Linked DNA regions of Homo sapiens: region 1 is linked to region 2. Evidence: read pairs that join two places in POLR2A ChIA-PET (ENCODE). Cell type or tissue: HepG2. All regions are shown on one strand. Links, peaks and the distances in the headings refer to the core of each region. The heading gives the core; the rest is flanking DNA.

Evidence for each region. Peaks named below come from ENCODE experiments on the same cell type or tissue, not always from the same donor. Only the 100,000 strongest peaks of a DNase experiment are listed, where the experiment ranks them.
Region 1: POLR2A ChIA-PET joins it to region 2 with 21 read pairs; 8 of 35 experiments call an interaction of 5 or more read pairs at or near these places.

The regions. Positions count from the first base shown.
Region 1 is chr20:25,372,956-25,383,507 of GRCh38, forward strand. All of the region lies in intron 1 of ABHD12 (abhydrolase domain containing 12, lysophospholipase), which reads right to left. Among named protein-coding and RNA genes, the nearest start is that of ABHD12, 13 kb to the right of the region's middle. In HepG2, for the core only: no CTCF peak of the experiment used is centred there; a DNase peak (open chromatin) is centred at 5,556.
Region 2 is chr20:25,306,883-25,317,353 of GRCh38, forward strand. ABHD12 (abhydrolase domain containing 12, lysophospholipase) reads right to left here. Exons shown (of 13, transcript NM_001042472.3): 5 at 10,166-10,196; 6 at 8,043-8,088; 7 at 2,564-2,693; 8 at 1,575-1,612; 9 at 1,084-1,163; 10 at 1-33. Among named protein-coding and RNA genes, the nearest start is that of PYGB, 64 kb to the left of the region's middle. RefSeq lists enhancers at 2,308-3,507, 3,352-3,471, 10,095-10,471. In HepG2, for the core only: CTCF peaks have their summits at 2,549 (motif pointing left) and 3,695; DNase peaks (open chromatin) are centred at 2,689, 3,009, 3,639, 4,269 and 1 weaker place; H3K4me3 peaks cover 773 bases.

The sequences.
Region 1 (10,552 bases), core at 1,364-9,363, 67 kb after region 2:
TTGTATTTTCACTGTACCTTTTCTATGTGTAGATACACAAATACTTAACATTGTGTCACAACTGCCTACAGGACTCAGTACAGTATCATGCTGTGCAGGTTTGCAGCCTAGGAGCAATAGGCCTTACCACATAGCCCAGGCGTGTAATAGGCCGTACCATCTATGTTTGTGTAAATACACTCTGATCTTCGCGTGACAATGCACTTGCCTAACACCACATTGCTCAGAAGGTGTACCTGTTATTGAGTGACATTACTATATTGAGTGACATTACTACATGGCATGACAGCGTCAAAGATGTTGCTTCAAGGCCAGGCGCAGTGACTCAAACCTGTAATCCCAGCATTTTGGGAAGCCGGGGCGGGTGGATCACCTGAGGTCAGGAGTTCAAGACCGGCCTGGCCAACATGGTAAAACTCTGTATCTACTAAAAATACAAAAATCAGCCGGGTGTGGTGGCGGGCACCTGTAATCCTGGCTACTTGGGGGGCTGAGGCAGGAGAATTGCTTGAATCCGGAAGATGAAGGTTGCAGTGAGCAGAGATTGTGCCACTGTGCTCCAGCCTGGGATACAGACTGAGACACCGTCTCAAAAAAAAAAATTAAAAAAATAAAGACGTTGCTTCACTGAATTCTTACTTACTTTTCTTTTAAGAAAACTTCTTTGCCCATATCTTTGTTCCTGTGTGCACAGTATGTCTTTTTTCCTCTGGTTGGTTTGAAGGTTTTTTTTTTCTTTATCACTGATTTTGAGCAATTTGATTACGAAGTGCCTTGGTATACTGCTTCATGTTTCTTATGCAGGAGATTAATTAAGCTTCTTAGCAGTGGGTTTACAGTTTTCACCAAGCTTGTAAAGTTTCTGGCCACTATTTCTTCAAATATTTTTTCTCTCCTTTCTCCTCTTCTTTGAGGACTTTAATTATCAGTATAATAGGCTACCTGAAGTTGTCCCATAGCATAGTGATGCATTTATTTATTTATTTATTGACAGGGTCTCACTCTGTTGCCCAGACCAGAGTGTAGTGGCTTGATCATGGCTCATGCAGTCTTGACCTCCCAGGCTCAAGCAATCCTCCCACCTTAGCCTCCCAATTAGTTGTAATCAAAGGCATGCACACCACGCCTGGCTAATTGTTCAATTTTTTTCTTTTTTGATGAGGTCTCCCTTTGTTGCCCAGGCTGGTCTCAGATTCCTGGGCTCAAGTGATCCTCCTTCTTTATCCTCCCAAAGTGCTAGGATTACAGGTGTGCTGGGATTACACACATGGTCGGAGTACAGGTGTGTGCCACCACACCTGGCCTAGTAATGATGCTTTTGAAAATCTGTTTGGTTCTCTTTTCCCCAGGTTTCATGTTGAATAGTTGAGCTCTTTCTTTAGCAGTGTTTAATCTGCCCTTCAATGTAATTCCCTTCAGTGTAAACTTTACCTCACACATTATGGTTTTCATCTTCAGAAATTCAATTTGGGTAATTTTCAGATTTTCCATGACTCTCCACTTAACTTCTAGAACATATGGAATACAATTACAGTAAGTTTGTTTGTTTGTTTTTGAGATGGAATTTCGCTCTTGTTGCCCAGGCTGGAGTGCAGTGGCACGATCTCAGCTCACTGCAACCTCCGCCTCCCAGGTTCAAGTGATTCTCCTGCCTCAGCCTCCCGAGTAGCTGGGATTACAGGCATGTGCCACCACACCCGGCTAATTTTGTAATTTTAGTAGAGACAGGACACAGGGTTTCTCCATGTTGGTCAGGCTGGTCTCAAACTCCTTACCTCAGGTGATCCTCCCGCCTCGGCCTCCCAAAGTGCTGGGATTACAGGTGTGAGCCACCACGCCCAGCCTACAGTGTTTTAATGTGCTTCTCTTCAACACTAACGTGCGTGTCAGTACTCAGTCGGTTTTCATTGATTATTCTCTTCATTATATACACATCATAGTTTCCTCCCACTCTGCATGCCTGTGCTATGGGCTGAATAATGTCCCCTCAAAATTTGTATGTTGAAGTCTTAACCCCTAGCACTTCAGAATATGACTGTATTTAGAGAGAGGGTCTTAAGGAGGTAATTATGCTAAAATGAGGTCATCAGGGTGGACCCTAATCCACTATGACTCAGCTTTGTAAGAAGAAATGCAGAAAGAGCCACACACAGAGGTTAGACCATATGAAGACACATGGAGAAGGTGGTCATCTACAGGCAAAGCAGAGGGGCCTCATGAGAAACCAGCCCTGCTGACACCTCCATCTTGGACTTCTGGCCTCTGGAATCGAGAGAAAATAAACTTCTGCCATTTAAGTCACCTGGTCTGTGTTACTTTGTTATGGTAGCCCTCACAAACCCATACACCTGGAATTTCCCACTACTGAAGCATGCTGTTCCTGAATGTTCTACCAGTAAATTATAATCTTGCTCTAAGTAGCAGGGACTGTATCTTCTGATCTTTTCAGACAGTTCTTTCCCCAGCCACAGAGAGTTTCCTCACACACGTGTGCTGATCAAGGGGACCCTCTGCAGACCCCAGGGTCTCTCTCTGTGTTGCTCTCTCCTCTCTGGTACTCTGTCCTATAAACTCTAGCCACATTGGTCTCTCCAGATTCTCAGCTCCACACCCACAACCCTGGGAGTCCACGTGGCTCCCCTCCCTGTGCCATGGCGTGGAAGCTCTCTCAAGGAGATCAGCTAGGGTACTGTAGGGCTCACTTCCTTTGTCTGTCACTTCTCCGAGTTTACTGTCCTTTGTTGCTTGGTGCCCAGTGTTTTAAAAATTGTTTCGTGTATGTTGTCGTTTTTGTTGTGGCTGCTATTTGGGTTATTTCCGGGTAAATTCAGCCACCTTGGTCAGTAGTGGAAGTTCTATGTTTCTTTTAAAATATGTCTATAATTAGCTGGGTGCAGTGGCTCACACCTGTAATCCCAGCACTTTGGGAGGCCAAGGCAGGTGGATCACGAGGTCAGGAGATCGAGACCATCCTGGCTAACACGGTGAAACCCCGTCTCTACTAAAAATACAAAAATATTAGCTGGGCGTGGTGGTGGGCGCCTGTAGTCCCAGCCACTTGGGAGGCTGAGGCAGGAGAATGGCATGAGCTGGGAGGCGGAGATTGTAGTGAGCCCAGATCGCACCACTGCACTCCAGCCTGGGCGACAGAGTGAGACTCTGTCTCAAAAAATAATAATAATAATAATAATGTCTACAATTAGTTTTCATCAACTCCTTCATTAATGTAACCATCAAAATTGTTGAGGAAAAGTGTTTTATCATTTAATTCCATGGTATTCTCTTAGAAGGAACAAGAGAGTAACGCCAAATCTCATTCCCCAAGACTAACAGATTAAATTCTTCTTAGCTTTTAGGCGGAAATCTTAACAACAATCTCCATAATCATATTCAAAAGCAGTCAGTGTTGAGAGCAATTTCACTCTACTGAATTGAAAACTTTAAGGCCTTAATAAAACACACAAGAGCAGTCCATAAATGTCTCTTTGTTCCCAAAGAAGAAAACAAAAAATCATGAGGATTCAGTCGGCAGAACTGAACAACTGGGTATCCTACTGTGAGAAGGCCTTATTTTCCTGGCAGAAACAAAAATATTTCACCACTGTGGTACGGCATGTTTTCAGGTGCTTTACACACAGCCACATAACCTTACCTTGCTTTATTTTTCTTTATAGCACTTTATCACCCTTTGAAATTTTACTGTATACTTATGTGCTATCTTTGTTGCCGTGTTTCTCCTTCATGAGAACAGAAGTCCCACAAGGACTGGGATTTGTCCCACTCTTGTGCAGCATTTTATCCACTCTAGCCTTCAGTGAAGGCTAGGTCAACGAAAAAGACATACTTGCTAAATGGATGGAAGAACACAGGAGCAATACTCTCAACACAGGCCACACTGTTCACAGCAATTATCCAGAGGGAGTTTCACTTTCTCTGTTTTAAATTTTTATTAAGAACTCTTTATTACTTTGGAATCAGAAAAAAAAATCAAACTGTTTGAGAGAGGAACAGAGTGAGAGAGAGAGGGCCCCTCAGAGGCCGCCCTTCACCACAGCTATGACATCTCCCAGGCGACCTCATACCTGGAGATGCTTCCCTGGGCCCTGGCAGAATCTCCTTCAGCTTTTTCCTGAGGCTCTGGGGCTGCACTGGCAGCCTCCCAGCTGGCCTGTACTGGCCTAACAGTCCCTTCCTCCTGGAACCCTAAGCCAGATATTGAATGTCCTAGAATGGCAGTCTTTTTTGCTTGCCTTCTTGTAGGTTATGCCATGATGTGCCTTGTCAAGGTGTCCTGTGTCCCCAAACTGAGAATTTTTCTCATGTCTTTAGATGGCTCTATTGGCCAGCAATGCATTTTGCATTACATCCTGTCAAGCAAGAGGCTAAGAGACCTATTCTTAGTCAGTTTTTTGTTTCTATAATTAAATAACTGAGGTCAGTAATTTATAAAGAAGGAAATTTATTTCTTAGCATTCTGGAGGCTGGGAAGTCCAAGGTCAAGGGGCCATATCTGGTGAGGACCTTCTTGCTGGTGGGGACTCCGAAGAGTCCCAAGGTGGCTCAGGGCATCACATGGTAATGGGGATCAGAGGAGATGGCCACACTGCCTTTTACAACAGTGATAACTCTCATGATAACTAACCCAAACCCTCAATAAACCATTAATCTATGAATGGATTCATCCACTCATGAGAGCAAAGCCCTCATGACCCAATCACCTCCCAAAGGTCCCACCTCTAGTTTTTTTGTTTGTTTGTTTTGAGATGGAATCTTGCTCTGTCACCCAGGCTGGAGTACAGTGGCGTGATCTCGGCTCACTGCAACTTCTGCCTTCCAGGTTCAAGCGATTCTCCTGCCTCAGCCTCCCAAGTAGCTGGGATTACAGGCGTGTGCCACCACACCCAGCTAATTTTTGTATTTTTAGGATAGACGGGGTTTCACCATGTTGGCCAGGATGGTCTTGATCTCTTGATCTCGTGTTCCGCCCACCTCAGCCTCCCAAAGTGCTGGGATGACAGGCGTGGGCCACCGCGTCCGGCCAGGTCCCACTTCTTATATGTAGTTAGTACTACATTGAGGACCAAGATTCCAATACTTTCCAACACATGAAATTTTCGGGGACACATTTAAACCATTAAACCATCAAGCCATAGCAGATACCCTGAAGATAAATCAGTACATAAAAATGTCAGAGCAACACAGGAGTCTTTAAGAAAGGATAAATGTGAATGAAGGTAGACTAACCTTCTCCAGCCATCCCTGTATTTTCTCTTTGCCAAAGGCATCATCAAAGCCTGAGTATGCAAGAGCTGATGGTTGCCAAGCATAAAACATGACAGACAACTAGCTCCCTGAGGACAGGTACTATCTCCTTGTATCCCCAGGGCCTGGCACAACATCTGGCAAACAGCAGGAATACAGTAGCTACTGAATAAAATGACCTATGGGCACTTGGCATTGACAGGGCCACTTTCAGGTAGGAGCAATGTGGTTATCCAGGACCAGGAGTGGCAAAGGTCAAGGATGAAGGGGTAGGGCATATATGATGTACACATTATGAGGAGAAAAAAATAGTTGAAAGTTAAAAGCCATATCTATTCTAGTGATCTGAACTACCACATCAAAATGACCGGCATTGACCCTGAACATTCTTACCTTCCCATTACGAACAGTTCAGTCAATATACCCCAAGCTTTGTTTGAAGACTCCACCAGCCTGATAAGAACTGAAGATAATTTGAACTTTTTTTTTTTTTTTTTTTTACCATGAAGCTCAGGACAACTTCAGGCTTCAAGAACAAACCCTAAGTTTCAGCACCCCTGAGGTATGCGTGTATTCCCTCACTGACAGCCGTGTCCACGTTCACCTTTACAAACCCAAAAGTCCTGGCTTTCTCAGCCTTTCCCACACCAACACCCATCTGCCCTCTGCTCTCATTATGTCAGGACATTTTCTTATCCGCTAAACTTATCACAAGTGAATGAGGCAACTCAGCCCACAACTACCATATGAAGATTAATTCTATTTAACAATGAAGACACTTAGCAATCTGTGTACCAGCAAGCCCTGGGGGCCGAGAGTTCTGCCTGGTCCCACCTGATCACTCTGTCATGACCTCAGTTCATGTGAACCTTTCGCCCACCTTCGTCTCAAACCCAGCCCTGAGACCCTCCATGCTGGGATGTGTGCAGGGACCCCGTGCAGGCTTCCCAGAGCAGGGGAGCACTCAACTATGCAGAACATGTCAACTCCACAGATACACAGCAGGTCGTGACTGAAATGACTTCCCAAGGGAACTGTCCTTGTCATCCTTTTTAAAAACATTAAATGTCAGAAAGACGATATGAGAGCTCAGACTGCGCCCACGTGGGGAACTGAGAGAGAGAGGCCCAGTACCTCCTTTTCCCTCTGCCCTCCTAGCAGATGGCCTTGCTGCTTATTTCCTAAGGACAGCACAAGCACTCAGAAGAGAACTGGCAGATTCCTTCACCCACAAATAGATCAACTTACCCATGTCTTTCCCCACAGCCTTGGCCTTCCTTCCTATCTGAGGGGAACTCCTCTGCTCAGCCTCAGAACACTGGGTCCCATCCCTTCTCACAGGCCCAGAGACATCACTGCACCTACTCTGTCCCATGCCGTCCATCTTCTCCTCTCCCCTGGATTATTCCCATGCACACTCCAGACTGCTCTAATATTGCACAATTATGATATCATAATTATCAATATAATAGGCTGCTTGAAGTTATCCTATAGCATAGTGATGCTTTTATTTATTTATATATTTTTTTGAGACAGGGTGTCACTCTGTTGCCCAGACCAGAGTGCAGTGGCTTGATCATGGCTCACACAGTCTTGACCTCCCGGGCTCAAGCAATCATGCACGCCATGCCTGGCTAATTCTTTTTTTTTTTGGTCTAGATGAGGTCTCCCTTCATTGCCCAGGCTGGTCTCAGATTCCTGGGCTCAAGTGATCCTCCTTCTTTATCCTCCCAAAGTGCTAGGATTACAGGTATGCTGGGATTACAGGCATGGCAGGAGTACAGGTGTGTGCCACCGCACCTGGCCTTGTAACGATGCTTTTGAAAATTTGTTTGGTTCTCTTTTCCCCAGGTTTCACATTGAATAGTTGAGCCCTTTCTTTAGCAGTGTTTAATCTGCCCTTCAGTGTAATTCCCTTCAGTGTAACCTTTATCTCACACATTGTGGTTTTCATCTTTAGAAATTCCATTTCAGTAATTTTCAGGTTTTCCATAACTCCACTTAACTTCTGGAACACATGGAATACAATTACCATTGAGTGGTTTCTTTTGTTGTTTTTTTGAGATGGAGTTTCGCTCTTGTTGCCCAGGCTGGAATGCAATGGCGCGATTTTGGCTAATATATCACATAACTATCATAATATCATAATTATCAATATAGTGGGCTGCCTGAAGTTGTCCTATGGCATAGTGATGCTTTTATTATTTATTTATTTTTTGATATCTAATATCACTGCTAAGAAAACTCACCCCCTCCAGCCATCCCTCCCTGTCTTTCCCCCTTTACTGCACAGCTCCCTGGAAAAGCTACCTGCATTTCCTCTCTCCACTTCTTCCTTGAGCCCTCACCATTAGGCTTTTGCTCCCACCACTGCAGTAAGCCACTCCTGTCAATACTGATCTCGTGTCACCAAATCCAATTGCAGATCAGGCTTTCTTCTGCAACAGGCCTTCTTTAGGTGGCTGCCTTGACACCTTTTCCCAGCAATCCTTCTAACTCATTGCCCAGGTCCTGACTCCTCTGTCCTGACTTGTCTGCTGGGAGAGTCTGCTGCAAGGGTCTAGGTACCACCTGTCACAGCCATGGTCAGGTACAGGCCCTAACCTCCCCCTTGAACTCTATCCCCTATCCACCTGGATGTTTAACAGGCACCTCAATATGTCCAAAACCAAACATTACTTCTCCTGCCCCAAAGCACTTGCTCTTTCCACATCTGTCCCCATCTCAGTATCTGGCAACTCCATTCTTCCTGTTGCTCAGAAAGTAGTTTGTGAATCCAGAATCACATGCCTCTTCTTATCTCCACAGCTGCTGTCCCGGCCTGAGCCCCTGTCATCTCTTGCCTGGATGACCCTGGCAGCCCCTAGCCGGTCTCCCTGCTTGCCCACCGCAGTCTGTGCTTGTCACACAGTCAGAGTGACATGATGACACACACCATGCCATTTCTCTAGCAGCCAGTGGCATCCATTCACATGTCTCCTTGTCAGAAACATCCCCTGTACACCCAGACTGTGCACACACAGCCACAGGGCCTCATCTGCGGCTATTCCCTCACTGGCACCATTTTCCTCCTTAGTGCCCTAAGCACATGACATCATGTGTTTCTTCATGTTTTATCTGCCTCCCCTACCAGAATGTAAAGGCCAGGAGAACTGCAACGGCCTCAGCATTCACAGGTGTTACTGGGCGTAACAGGTACTCAAACTGTTAAATGAGTGGCTGGAAAAAAGTGTTAAATAAGCAAATAGTATTGCTACAAATGCTCTAATACCAACAGACACATTAACTGATCAGGATGGACCCTATATGCACGACTGGCTGAGAAGCCAGACTCTTAATTGTTTGGGGCAGAAAAGGGTAGAAGAAAATCCTTCTAGACATGAGCTAACAGATCTTTCTCAGTACCCTCTTTTTTTTTTTTTTTCCTTGTTTTGTTTTTGAGACAAAGTCTCGCTCTGTCACCCAAGCTGGAGTGCAGTGGTGCAATCTCGGCTCACTGCAGCCTCCACCTCCTGGGTTCAAGCGATTCTCCTGCCTCAGCCTCCCAGGATTACAGGAGATAATCCCTCACCTGGGATTACAGGTGCTCACAACCTCACCTGGCTAATTTTTGTCTTTTTAGTAGAGATGGTGTTTCACCACGTTGGCCAGGCTGGTCCTGAACTCCTGAACTCAAGTGATCTGCCTGCCTCGGCCTCCCAAAGTGCTGGGATTACAGGCATGAGCCACCACACTGGCCAGTACCCTGAGCTCTTAATATTATAATCATCATGGGGCTAGTCATCTAGAAGATGTCACTGACCAAGCACTCACCATGTGCCAGGAACATTCCACACACCTGGGCCTCACCACAATCCTACAGGGAAGACACTCTTATCCCTACATCACAGATGAAGAAACAAACTCAGAGTGTTACACAACTCACCCAAGCCAGAGAATCTGAAAACTCACCTGAGACCTGGGTCTCTATGAAGGCTATCCTCTGAAGCAGTAAATCACAATACAAAGGGGCTGAGGCCTAAATGAGAAGTCTTGCTGGTAATGGGACAGTTTGGTTCCGGCATCCTGGCTCTTGGCCCCTGTTCACTGACTGACACTCTAGACGCTGGCTCTCGGTGTGGCACGAGATAGATGGCTTACCCACTCTCATGCTGAAAGGGCCCCTGCCAAAGCACAAGCACACTGAGACCAAAGTCCTGTGGCGTCATCTCTGGGTGAAGAGCATTGACTTCATCTGTCAGCTTTTGAGGTTATATTTCAATAAACATTTTCCCTGCAGATTTCACTCTGGAAGGACAAGTGTTCTAATGGAAGAGGAGAGAAAGGAGGGGAACGAAGAGGAGGAGAAGTTGCAGCAGCGGGAGTCTGAAATGAGGTCCTGTCTCCATCGCTGTTAGCACAAACCTGACAAGATGACCCATCTTCCATGCCTCTCTCCAAGGCTTCCTCCATGAAAGTGCCTCAGGTGCTTTCAGCCTGCCCAAAGATACCCCTCACAGTTCAGGCCTGTCTGCCAAAGTCACCATAGAAGGCGGACACTCCCTTGGGAAGGGTCACTGTGGCTGAAAGGAACTAGGAACCAAGCAGAGATACAGGATGCAGAGTCCTAATAAAGCAGAAGGCAGTGGCAAAGCACCAAGTCCCAGTGTGGCCAGTCCCTGGCTGGAGTGCAGCATTGATAAGGTACACTGAGTTAGGAAGAGGAAAACCAGTACCAGTTGAGGGGGGGGGCCAGCTATGGCGCCATAAACAAAGCCAGCCCCATGCCTTGTCACAGTCCTGGCCCAGACTGTACTGAGGGTGGAGCAAAAGGAAAAAGGAGATGGATGAAGCAGACTTTAACCACAAAAGCTAGCTCAGAACTCGCTCCCATCTTCCTAATCTGTAAAGAAAAGATGAAGAGATACCATACAGGGACACTTAGAGGGTGAGGTTGATACTGAACCTCGGGAAGGCTGACACTGAAGAAGACAGATGTTAACCTCAGCCACCCACTCTTCTGGGTTAGGGGGAAGCCATTAGCAACCTTGGATAAAGTATCTTCTTTGGGTAAAGGAAGAAATAGGTGTGATGACTATGTTCTTTGGCATTTACGTATGAGGGTGATCTGGCTATGAAACCTCCCATGCAGCCCACTGATCTCTGTCAATCCAGCAGATCTGGCCTGTCGGTTGGGAGTTGGAGGATAAAGACTAGGTAACACACAGACCGTGTACATCTCATGACTGCCTTCTCAGGGTCCAAATTAGACCAGTCATGCCTTCAATGCACATTCCCAACAATTCCAGGG
Region 2 (10,471 bases), core at 1-8,000:
GAACCAGTCAAACCCAGGGAAGTATCGATATATCTGGAGACAAGATGGAAACCATTTTCAGAAGCGTTGGTTAAGATATCCAGGCACAGGTCAAGGGTGCAGACAGTTTAAGTTCAGAAATCTATAAGGCGTTGCCCATAACTACCCTACCTAAGGGAGCAGGGGTGACATTGCCAAGGGGCCACCAGAGCTGTGCCCTGGCACCTTCTGCCCTGGCCGTGTCCTGGCTTTGCTGCTAGGAACAGAAGAATCACCCGCCAGGCCCCACAGACTGGCATGGCAGGGGCTGCCCTGCAAATGGGGCTCCCGCACCTCCCAGCCAGGCCAGAATCCACCCCAGAAACCAGTCTTCCCGCAGACACCAGGGCCGCCACCCCTGAGAAAGTGGGGTCTATGGACAGTTTCCTCACACAATTTAAGAAAAGCAGCACCAAAAAGTAAGATAAGATAAAAGGCTCTTCTGGTTGGTAACAGAACAGCATGAGGCCAGCATGGGCTGACACAGGCCCGAGAATCCATGGCCAGTGGGGAGCACAGGGATCACAAACCAGAGTGAGAAGGAGGGGAAAATAACTGGCTAGGTTTTAAGGGAAGGTCCAAGGTTCCATTCCCAGCTGGGGAGGGCACAGGTTGGGTGGGGCCTGGCTTACCCAGAATTCCCACTGGGGTTCACCTGGGCCTTTCCCCAAGATAAAACTGGAAGGCCAGACTCCCTGGTCCACACAGTCCAGCCCCCCAAGCACTGTCTCATACACAGAGAGGGGGGCACCCCCAGCTCCACTCCTGAACAGGAAGGCAGGGCTGTCAATACAATGCAGTCGATGACACCACGTGAGCCCGGCCTCCACTGTGTCCAGCTGCCCTCAAATGACCCAATTATGACCTGTCATTTCACCTGGCTGCAGGTTATACTTCTTGGGCAGCTCTGTGGCCAAAACTAGTATTAATTTTTAATGAAATCTGTATTCATTAGAATATTTAAATAACAATTTTTAATAATTATTATAATGTATCCTGTAATTAGTTATTTCTATAATTTATCTTAATAATGAAAAGTTAATTTTTAATAAAATCTGTACTTGCCACTGAAAATGGATGGCTCTTAGCTTCTTCGCGGATATTAGTGAATGGAGATTCCAATATAAGGGCATCTGGAGGCGTCTCTAGATAAACAAACAGGGAACTGAGAGGTAGGCAGGAAGCCAGCGACATACATGTGGCCTGTGGGGCTCTGAGGGGCCCCCAGAAAGCACAAGGAGACCACAGCGCCTCCCACCAGGCAACCACCTCGGCAGGCCTCAGATAGCACCAGGGGTGCCCGCCAGGGGAACAGAGATGGCTCTGGTCACTCCTAAAAAGCAGACTTGCTGATGCGGCTCTGGGGCCAGACCTGTGTGTGTGAGGCTCCCCAGCTCCTCAGGTGTATCATGGGAAGGGTGGCTGGTCAGCCCCGGGCCCCCCAGAATGTGCAGCTCATGCTGCTCCATGAGGACGCTGAGCACTTGCAGCAGGGCCGGGACTGGGGAGCACCCTGAATGCTCACTGCCACGGCTGGGGCCCAACAAGGCACTCACCTCGCTCACAGAGGCGCCGCACCAGATTTGTCGCCACGCTAGGAAAAAAGAAAAACAGCTTAGTTGAGTTATGATAAAATTGTTTGAGATGATATGGGCCTTATGCTGGAAAGTGCTCAGAGGAGCCATGGGGTCTGTGAAGCTACTGGAGTTTCAGGACAGAGTGGGGGAAATGGAGATCCCTCTAGCACTGGGGGTGACCTGGCTGCCCCACCATCAGCTGACCCCTGCAATGAGGGCTGTACCCACAGCCAGTCAGCTTGTCCCCGAGGTGTGTCCTGCTGCCTCTCACTGCCCGTACACTCCCATTGGCCGGGCCGCCTGTCGGCTGGGGGTGGCCAGCGTCTGCCTGCACCTCTCCTGGAGCCCACCACACCCAGGGCCTCTTGCCATCCCAGGACCACACCTGGTGGACCACGCAGACGGCCAAAGGGATGGCTGGTGCCCCCCACCCACTCCTCTCCTGATGCTTCCCAGCCTACAAGAGGCCATTCAGGTGTTGGGAGAAGGGCTGCCCCGAAGGGAAAGGCAGCAGAAAGGGAATGGCAGTGAAGGTCTGGGGACTGGGGCCCTGAGAGCAGAGGTTCCCGCAGAGACGTGGACCTCGCATCAGCAGAGATGACTCAGGCTGCCCACAAAGGGAGTGTGGAAGTACCTCCTGTCCTGGCCTCTGTGAGAAGCAAACCACCCACTGTGCCCTCCCTCAGCTCTGAAGACGCTTCTTCCTCAGAGCCAAGTCTCCCTAGGGAGACCCCTCGACCTCCACTGCCTATGTCTGTCCTGAGCCACTTCCTGGACGAGGAGCTCAGATCCTTTGGAGTCTCTTTGTAACTTCCCCTCCTGCCTCTGCCATGGGGATGGGAGCGAGGCTGGTCGGGACTAATGGTGCCACAGGGTTTGCAGGGATGGTGGACTCTCTAGATCCAGGCATGGGAGTCACCAGGAATACTGACTCCCACTAAAGGCTGCCTCCTGCTGGGGTCCCTTACCCAGTGCCCAGAGAGTGGCCCCAGATGTACACGGGGTTGTCACCACTTCTTGCTTTGATCCAGTCAAAAACGTGGAGTGCGTCATAGGTCATGCCCCGCTCAGATGGCGTTCCCACTGAGTCACCCCAACCTGGGAGGGAGAAACGGCAGGACGGGGAGGTCAAAGGCAGCTCACAAAACCTGGACAAACACACCTCCCCAAGGGGGCCCAGGGCCAGGAGGAGACAGGGAGGGGCCCGCTTGGCCCACCCTTCCAGAGTCCACAGACCCACCCAGGCCACTGGGCAGAGCAAGCAGTGGGGAGAACGGGCACAACCCCACATCCCCACCAGCCCTGGGGAAGGCAGCCCAGCAGCAACCCTGCCCTGCCCCTGCTGACTGCACAAACCAGACATCCCCTCACAGGGTCACTCTAAGTTGGTGAGCTGCACATTTGAATGGCAACTAACAGCAAGCTGAGTTAACAGAACAGATCACAGAGCTTCAGAGCTGGCACCGGCATCCTCAGGCCAGGGCTGGGACTTGCCCCACCCTCTTGGGCAGGGGAGTGAGCTCACTTCTCCCTCTCTCTTTCTTAACAGGCAAGCTAGTGAGGTCTAAGGCAGTGAAAGCCTCTGCCACCACCATCCTCAGCTCTACACTTCTCCCCCATCCCCCAGCAGCATCCATGTGTCCCACTCCGAGCCCTGACGAGCAGCAGTGCAGATGGCGTGGTCAGATGAGCAGCCCCCGGGGCCGCTGGCTGGACACCAACCTCCTCAACGCCGAAGGCTTGGTCAGGGGCAGGACAGGGAGTGGAGTCCGGAGGCTCCCAGAACAGGGAGGGCATTTCTGGGTTCAAGGCAACCATGACCCAGGAAGGGGAAAGGGGCTGTTTCCCCTTAGGGTCTAATTAGCATCTTGTTTCCATAACAGAAAACACTACCATCTCTGCCCCCCAAAATTACAACCTCCCAAGGGTCCCTCCCCCAGTCTCCAGCAAAGGTGGAGTGCAATTATCTTTCCAGCAGCCCAGCAGTGAGTCATCATCAGATGATCTGAAAGCACCACAAAGGTCAGAAAGAGCAGGTTGTGCAGTGTAAGCAAACAGTTAGTGCAGAACTTGCTGTTTCCCGACTCAGACACTAGAGGAGGGAGGAGGCCATGCAGAGGGCTAGGGCCAGGCTGGGAGGCAGGGGTATGGGGACATGAGACAGAAAGAAAAGAACAGAGACAGGGACAGGAGACAGAGACAGACAGGAAGACTGAGAGACAGGAACAGAGAGGCACAGAGACAGGCAAGAAGACTGACAGGGACAGACAGACAGGCACAGAGACAGGGACAGGAGGCAGAAGGATGCGGACAAAGAGGCAGATGCAGTGAGAGAGACAGAGGGACAGTCGGAGATGGAGCTGGCAGTCTTGGTGCCAATTAGAAACGTAGACTCCACGAGAACTGAAACAGAAAGTGCTGCGTGGGATTTCATTTCCTGACAGAAGTGCGGGGAGATGAATGGGAAGAAGCCACTCATTCTCCCTCTCCTAAGGTCTCTAGCATGCAGCAGAAGAGAACCAGTGTCAACATGGAGAGAAGGAGAGGGCAAACCACTTCCTTGCTCCTCATTCTGGAGTTTTTCCCAGCCCACAACTGTCATCCTGATGGAACTTTCTTCCCTGTGGTTGGCAGCATGGTGGCCCCCAAAAGTGTCCATGACCTAATCCCTGGAACTTGTGAACGCGTTGGGTCACATGGCTGGGGAATGAAAGGTATGGAAGGAATGAAAGCTACTAACTGCTTGCCTTGAGATGGGGGTGATCCTGGACAAGCTGGGTGGGCCCAAAATAACCACAAGGGTCCTCATCAGAGAAAAAGGGAGAGGAGTCAGGGTCAGAGCCAGATGACCTGGGACTCAATCACAGAAGGGCTGTGAGCCAAGGAACACAGGTGGCTGGAAAGGGCAGCCAGGCATTCTCCCTGAGAGCCCTGCTCCCACCCTGATTCCAGCCTGGGGGCTGCAGATTCTGAATTTCTGACCTCCAGAACTGCAAGACGCTACATGTGTGCTGGTTTAAAGCACTGTTTGTGGTAACATGTTATAGCAGCAAGAGAGAATTAACACAACCCCCACATCCAGGTGACAGCCTCTCTCCTTTGTCCCTCCCATATCTCCTCTTGGTCTGAGGATAGACACGCCACCTGCCCCCACAAGAAGGTGAAGGCAGCCAGCCACGTTGCCATCAACTCTTTAATCTCTCCAGCTGAGGACTACATGGTGGAATACACTTTTTGAAATTTTTGAGACAGGGTCTCGCTCTGTCACTCAGGCTGGAGTGCGGTGGCATGATCTTGGCTCACTGCAACCTCCGCCTCCTGGGCTCAAGCTTTCCTCCCACCTCAGCCTCCTGAGTAGCTGGGATTACAGGCACCTGCCACCAGGCTCAGCTACTTTTTTTTGTATTTTTAGTAGAGGCGGGGTTTTGCCACGCTGCCCAGGCTTATCTCGAACTCCTGGTTTCAAGCAATCTGCCCACCTCAGCCTCCCAAAGTGCTGGGATTACAGGCGTGAGCCACCGTGCCCAGCCAGAATACACTTTAAAACAGTCTCGCAGTCAGTTGCAATGGCTCACTCACACCTGTAATCCCAACACTTCGGGAGGCCAAGGTGGGCAGACTGCTTGAACCCAGTAGTTCAAGACCAGCCTGGGCAACATGGCGAAACCCTCTCTTAAAAAAAATAAAATAGCTCTCCCTCTCCCCACGGTCTCCCTCTCCCTCTCTTTCCACGGTCTCTCTCTGATGCCAAGCCGAAGCTGGACTGTACTGCCGCCATCTCGGCTCACTGCAACCTCCCTGCCTGATTCTCCTGCCTCAGCCTGCCGAGTGCCTGTGATTGCAGCAGCGCGCTGCCATGCCTGACTGGTTTTCGTATTTTTTTGGTGGAGACGGGGTTTCGCTGTGTTGGCCAGGCTGGTCTTCAGCTCCTAACCGCGAGTGATCTGCCAGCATCGGCCTCCACAGGTGCCGGGATTGCAGACGGAGTCTCGTTCACTCAGTGCTCAATGTTGCCCAGGCTGGAGTGCAGTGGCGTGATCTCGGCTCACTACAACCTCCACCTCCCAGCCGCCTGCTTTGGCCTCCCAAAGTGCCGAGATTGCAGCCTCTGCCCGGCCGCCACCCCGTCTGGGAAGTGAGGAGCGTCTCCGCCTGGCCGCCCATCGTCTGGGATGTGAGGAGCCCCTCTGCCTGGCTGCCCAGTCTGGGAAGTGAGGAGCGCCTCTTCCCGGCCGCCATCCCATCTAGGAAGTGAGAAGCGTCTCTGCCCGGCCGCCCATCGTCTGAGATGTGGGGAGCGCCTCTGCCCCGCCGCCCCGTCTGGGATGTGAGGAGCGCCTCTGCCCGGCCGCGACCCCGTCTGGGAGGTGAGGAGCGTCTCCGCCCGGCAGCCGCCCCGTCTGAGAAGTGCGGAGCCCCTCCGCCCGGCAGCCGCCCCATCTGGGAAGTGAGGAGCGTCTCCACCCGCCCCATCCGGGAGGGAGGTGGGGGCCAGCCCCCGACCGGCCAGCCACCCCGTCTGGGAGGTGGGGGGCGCCTCTGCCCGGCTGCCCCTTCTGGGAAGTGAGGAGCCCCTCTGCCCGGCTGCCACCCCGTCTGGGAGGTGTACCCAACAGCTCATTGAGAACGGGCCATGATGACGATGGCGGTTTTGTCGAATAGAAAAGGGGGAAATGTGGGGAAAAGATAGAGAAATCAGATTGTTGCTGTGTCTGTGTAGAAAGAAGTAGACATAGGAGACTCCATTTTGTTCTGTACTAAGAAAAATTCTTCTGCCTTGGGATGCTGTTGATCTATGACCTTACCCCCAACCTGGTGCTCTCTGAAACATGTGCTGTGTCCACTCAGGGTTAAATGGATTAAGGGCGGTGCAAGATGTGCTTTGTTAAACAGATGCTTGAAGGCAGCATGCTCATTAAGAGTCATCACCACTCCCTAATCTCAAGTACCCAGGGACACAAACACTGCGGAAGGCCGCAGGGTCCTCTGCCTAGGAAAACCAGAGACCTTTGTTCACTTGTTTATCTGCTGACCTTCCCTCCACTATTGTCCTATGACCCTGCCAAATCCCCCTCAGAGGAACACCCAAGAATGATCAATAAAAATAAAATAAAATAAAATAAAATAAAATAAAATAAAATAAAATAAAATAACATTAGCCAGGTGTAGTGGTGTGTGCCTGTGGTCCCAGCTACTAGGGAGGCTGAGTTGGGAAGATCACTTGAACCCGGGAGGCAGAGGTTGCAGTGAGCTGAGATCACATCACTGCAATCCAGCTGGGTGACAGAGTGAGACCCTGTCTCAAAGCAAAACCAAAACCAAAACCAAAACAAACCAGTCGCTCATTGTTAACACCAAGTATTTCTGTTGCCTATTAAGCCACAGTGTCCTTGGTATATATCAAACTATGGATTCTTGATTTGTTCAGTGGCAAGCCCTGGTTCATTCAAAAAAGCAGAAATGCTGAGGTGCAGAAGAATCTATCTTCTCTCTTAACAGTTCTTTTTTTTTTTTGACATGGAGTCTTGCTTGTCGCCAAGGCTGGAGTACAGTGGTGCAGTCTCGGCTCACTGCAAGCTCTGCCTCCCAGGTTCAAGCGCTTCTCCTGCCTCAGCCTCTCGAATAGCTGGGACTACAGGTGCGAGCCATTACGCCCGGTTAATTTTTGTATTTTCAGTAGAGATGGGGTTTCACCATGTTGGCCAGGCTGGTCACGAACTCCTGACCTCAAGTGATCCGCCTGCCTCAGCCTCCCAAAGTGCTGGGATTACAGGTGTGAACCACCATGCTCAGCCTCTCTTAACACTTCTTACTGTCTTCGTAACTTTAACAAGACAAGCTTTGATGAGCATAAACCATGTCTGACGTCCAGCTCTGCAGTCTAAAAAAGACAGTATCTTCTAATTTAAAATGCTGCAGGTTGGGTGCAGTGACTCCTGCCTGTAATCCCAACACTCTGGAAGGCTGAGGCAGGAGGATCGCTTGAGGCCAGGAGTCTGAGACTAGCCTAGGCAACACAGCGATACCCCATTTCTACTAAAAACAAAAACAAAACAGCGGGTGTGGTGTCGCATTCCTGCAGTCACAGCTACTCGAGAGCCTAAGGCAGAAGGATCCCTTGAGCCAAGGAGTTCAAGGCTGCAGTGAGCTACAATCATGCTACTGTACTCCAGGTTGGGTGACAAAGTGAGATCCTATCTTAAAAAAAAAAAAAAAAAAGTTGCTGACAGGGCATCTGCTGGGGGCTCCAGGTGCTGAGCCTCCCCTACCAGAAGGGGCTCTCCTGACAGCTCCATCAGGGTCTTTGTCAGGACCCAGGACACCATCACAGCACAGGCAAAGCAGGCGCTGGCCTTGCTCCGAGCCTCTTCGAGTGAGGCCTGCCCATGGGATACCGCCAGCAAGCAGTGGAATTGTGCTCAGATGCTCTTGCAAAAGAAATCTCACCTCTGTAGTCAAAGGTGACCACATGGTAACCAAGGGAACTCAGCACCTGTAAAGTGAAAAATAAACATCTTTGGCAACAAATCCAAGCATCTGTATTGAGGGCAGCTTGCCGCTTACTAAACTCATCCAACTTTCTCTCCTCTGCCTTGTACGTAGTGGCAGCTTCATAAAGACTGTGACATGCTGCCTGACTCCTGGCTGGGTTTTATGAAACCAAGATGCCAACTGCCACTGCAGGACTTGCTGACATCCCTGCCTGGGAGCGCAGGAAGGCTCTCCCTTCCTCCTGCTTAGACGCTAGGGGGCCAGGAGCAGTGTCCGGCCGCAGCTCCACTCGTGCTGCAGGGCAGCCTCTGGGGCGGCCTCCTCTGGAGGCAGACAGCTCTCGGTGCTGCAGTGTGATGGTAGACCCCCAGGAGGAGGGCTACACTGTGCAGAGACCCCATCTGGGGACCCTTGCTGCAACCCAGTATTTCTTGGATTTTAAGCTCTTGTCAATTTTTTTTTCTGTTATTTTTTTTTAATCCCTACAGACTAGCTGACCTCTTTCATTTAGCTCACTCCTCAAACACCCACCCCTGTGCCCTTGCTGGGGTGTGCCCAGAGCAACATGGGAGGCTGCCGCACCATCATGTCACCCAGAATCACAGCTCCCTTCTTTGGGGGGGTTGTTGGGTGCTTCCCCAGGGCAGCCTGCACTTCCTTGCCAGCTCCTAGCCACCGCAGAGGCTATAACCAGAGCCAACCTGCTCCAGCCCTGTTGACCTCAGCAGGATGAATCATTTCTTTTAACAGAAAACTGAAAAAAGGACCAATCACTTCTCAAACTCTCCCCACCTTTCCTGACTTAATGCAATGTACTCCACGGGTAAAATCCTCCAATAGCTCAGAGCTGGGTGTGCCCCCGCCTCTGTCTGTGCCCCTGCCTCTGTCTGTGTTCCCTTCTGCCCTGTGGGCCAGTGCAGATGGCCCTCTGAGGGGAGGAGAGTGAGGCTGTTTCAACAGTATCTCTTGGGCTCCAAGACCCAGACAACCAGATGAAGAACAAAACCAAGCAACCAAGCACAAGTGAAGGTCTGCACGCCCTGCCCTAGGCACCCCCTGCATGTGGGGAGACCTGCAGGCGCTCCCACTGTGTGCCTGGAAGCTGATTCAAGTCCCACCTGCAGCCCTTGCTGGGGTGAGCCTACGACCTGGCAGTCAGTGTAGCACCTGGAGCACCTGGTTTCTCTTTTCCTTTTTTTTTGTTTTTTGAGACGGAGTCTTGCTCTGTTGCCCAGGCTAGAGTGCAGTGGTGCCATCTTGGCTCACTGCAACCTCCGCCTCCCAGGTTTAAGCAATTCTCTGCCTCAGCCTCCTGAGTAGCTGGGATTACAGGCGCCCGCCACCACGCCTGGCTAATTTTTTTTGTATTTTTAGTAGAGACGGGGTTTCACCATCCTGGCCGGCTGGTCTTGAACTCCTGACCTTGTGATCCACCCATCTTGGCCTCCCAAAGTGCTGGGATTACAGGCGTGAGCCACCACACCCAGCCGTCTCTTTTCATTTTATACACAAGTAACGTAACATTGAAAAACAATTTCCAGTGCTGCTTATGTAGTCTGCCAATATCTGCACTTGGTCTACAAAGCCCATACATTCTGATGTTGGGGCCCAGGCCTAGAAGCAGTGTGATGGGCAGTCACAGCAGAGGCAGCCAAGGCCCTACCTTCCAGCACGCCCATCCAAAGGCAGTGTTAAAAAGCTCAACACGCCTGTCATCCCAACACTTTGGGAGGCCAAGGTGGGAGGCCCAGGAGTTCGAGACCAGCCTGAGCAACATAGGGAGACCTCATTTCTACAAAAAAACAAACAAAAATTAGCTGGGCGTGGTGGCGGCATGCACCTGCAGTCTCAGGAGGCTGAAGCAGGAGGATAGTTTGAGCCCAGGAGGTCGACGCTGCAGTGCGCTGTGACTGTACCACTGCACTCCAGCCTGGGCAACAGAGGAGGAGGACCCTGTCTCACACACACAAACAGCCCAGCAATAGTTAACTCTCAAGCTGTGAGTCTGGTGACTCCCTTCACTTCCTGCCCTGGAAAGAACAGCCCAGGGAACAGGTGTGGGTGCTGCCTGCACTCACCTTGTAAAGCTCCACGCGGTGGTCGCCTCCTCTGGAGAAGAAAACAGGACATGGTGTGAGCACATCTTCTCAGAGTTGGGCCCCAGGTCAACTTGTCCTCCATACCCCAAACCAGGGGGAGGCCAATGAAAGAGGGCAGAACCTCTTCCTTGGGTCCCCCTAAGTAGCCCCACACTCGCCTCTGGCAGTGCTGTGCCAAGGGGGAGATGGTCTTAGCACTTTGGGGGAGATTTCTTAATGACTGCTTTTATTTTTCAGTAGGTAATGCACACCTACAGCCCCAAACTAGAAAGACACTAAAGGAAA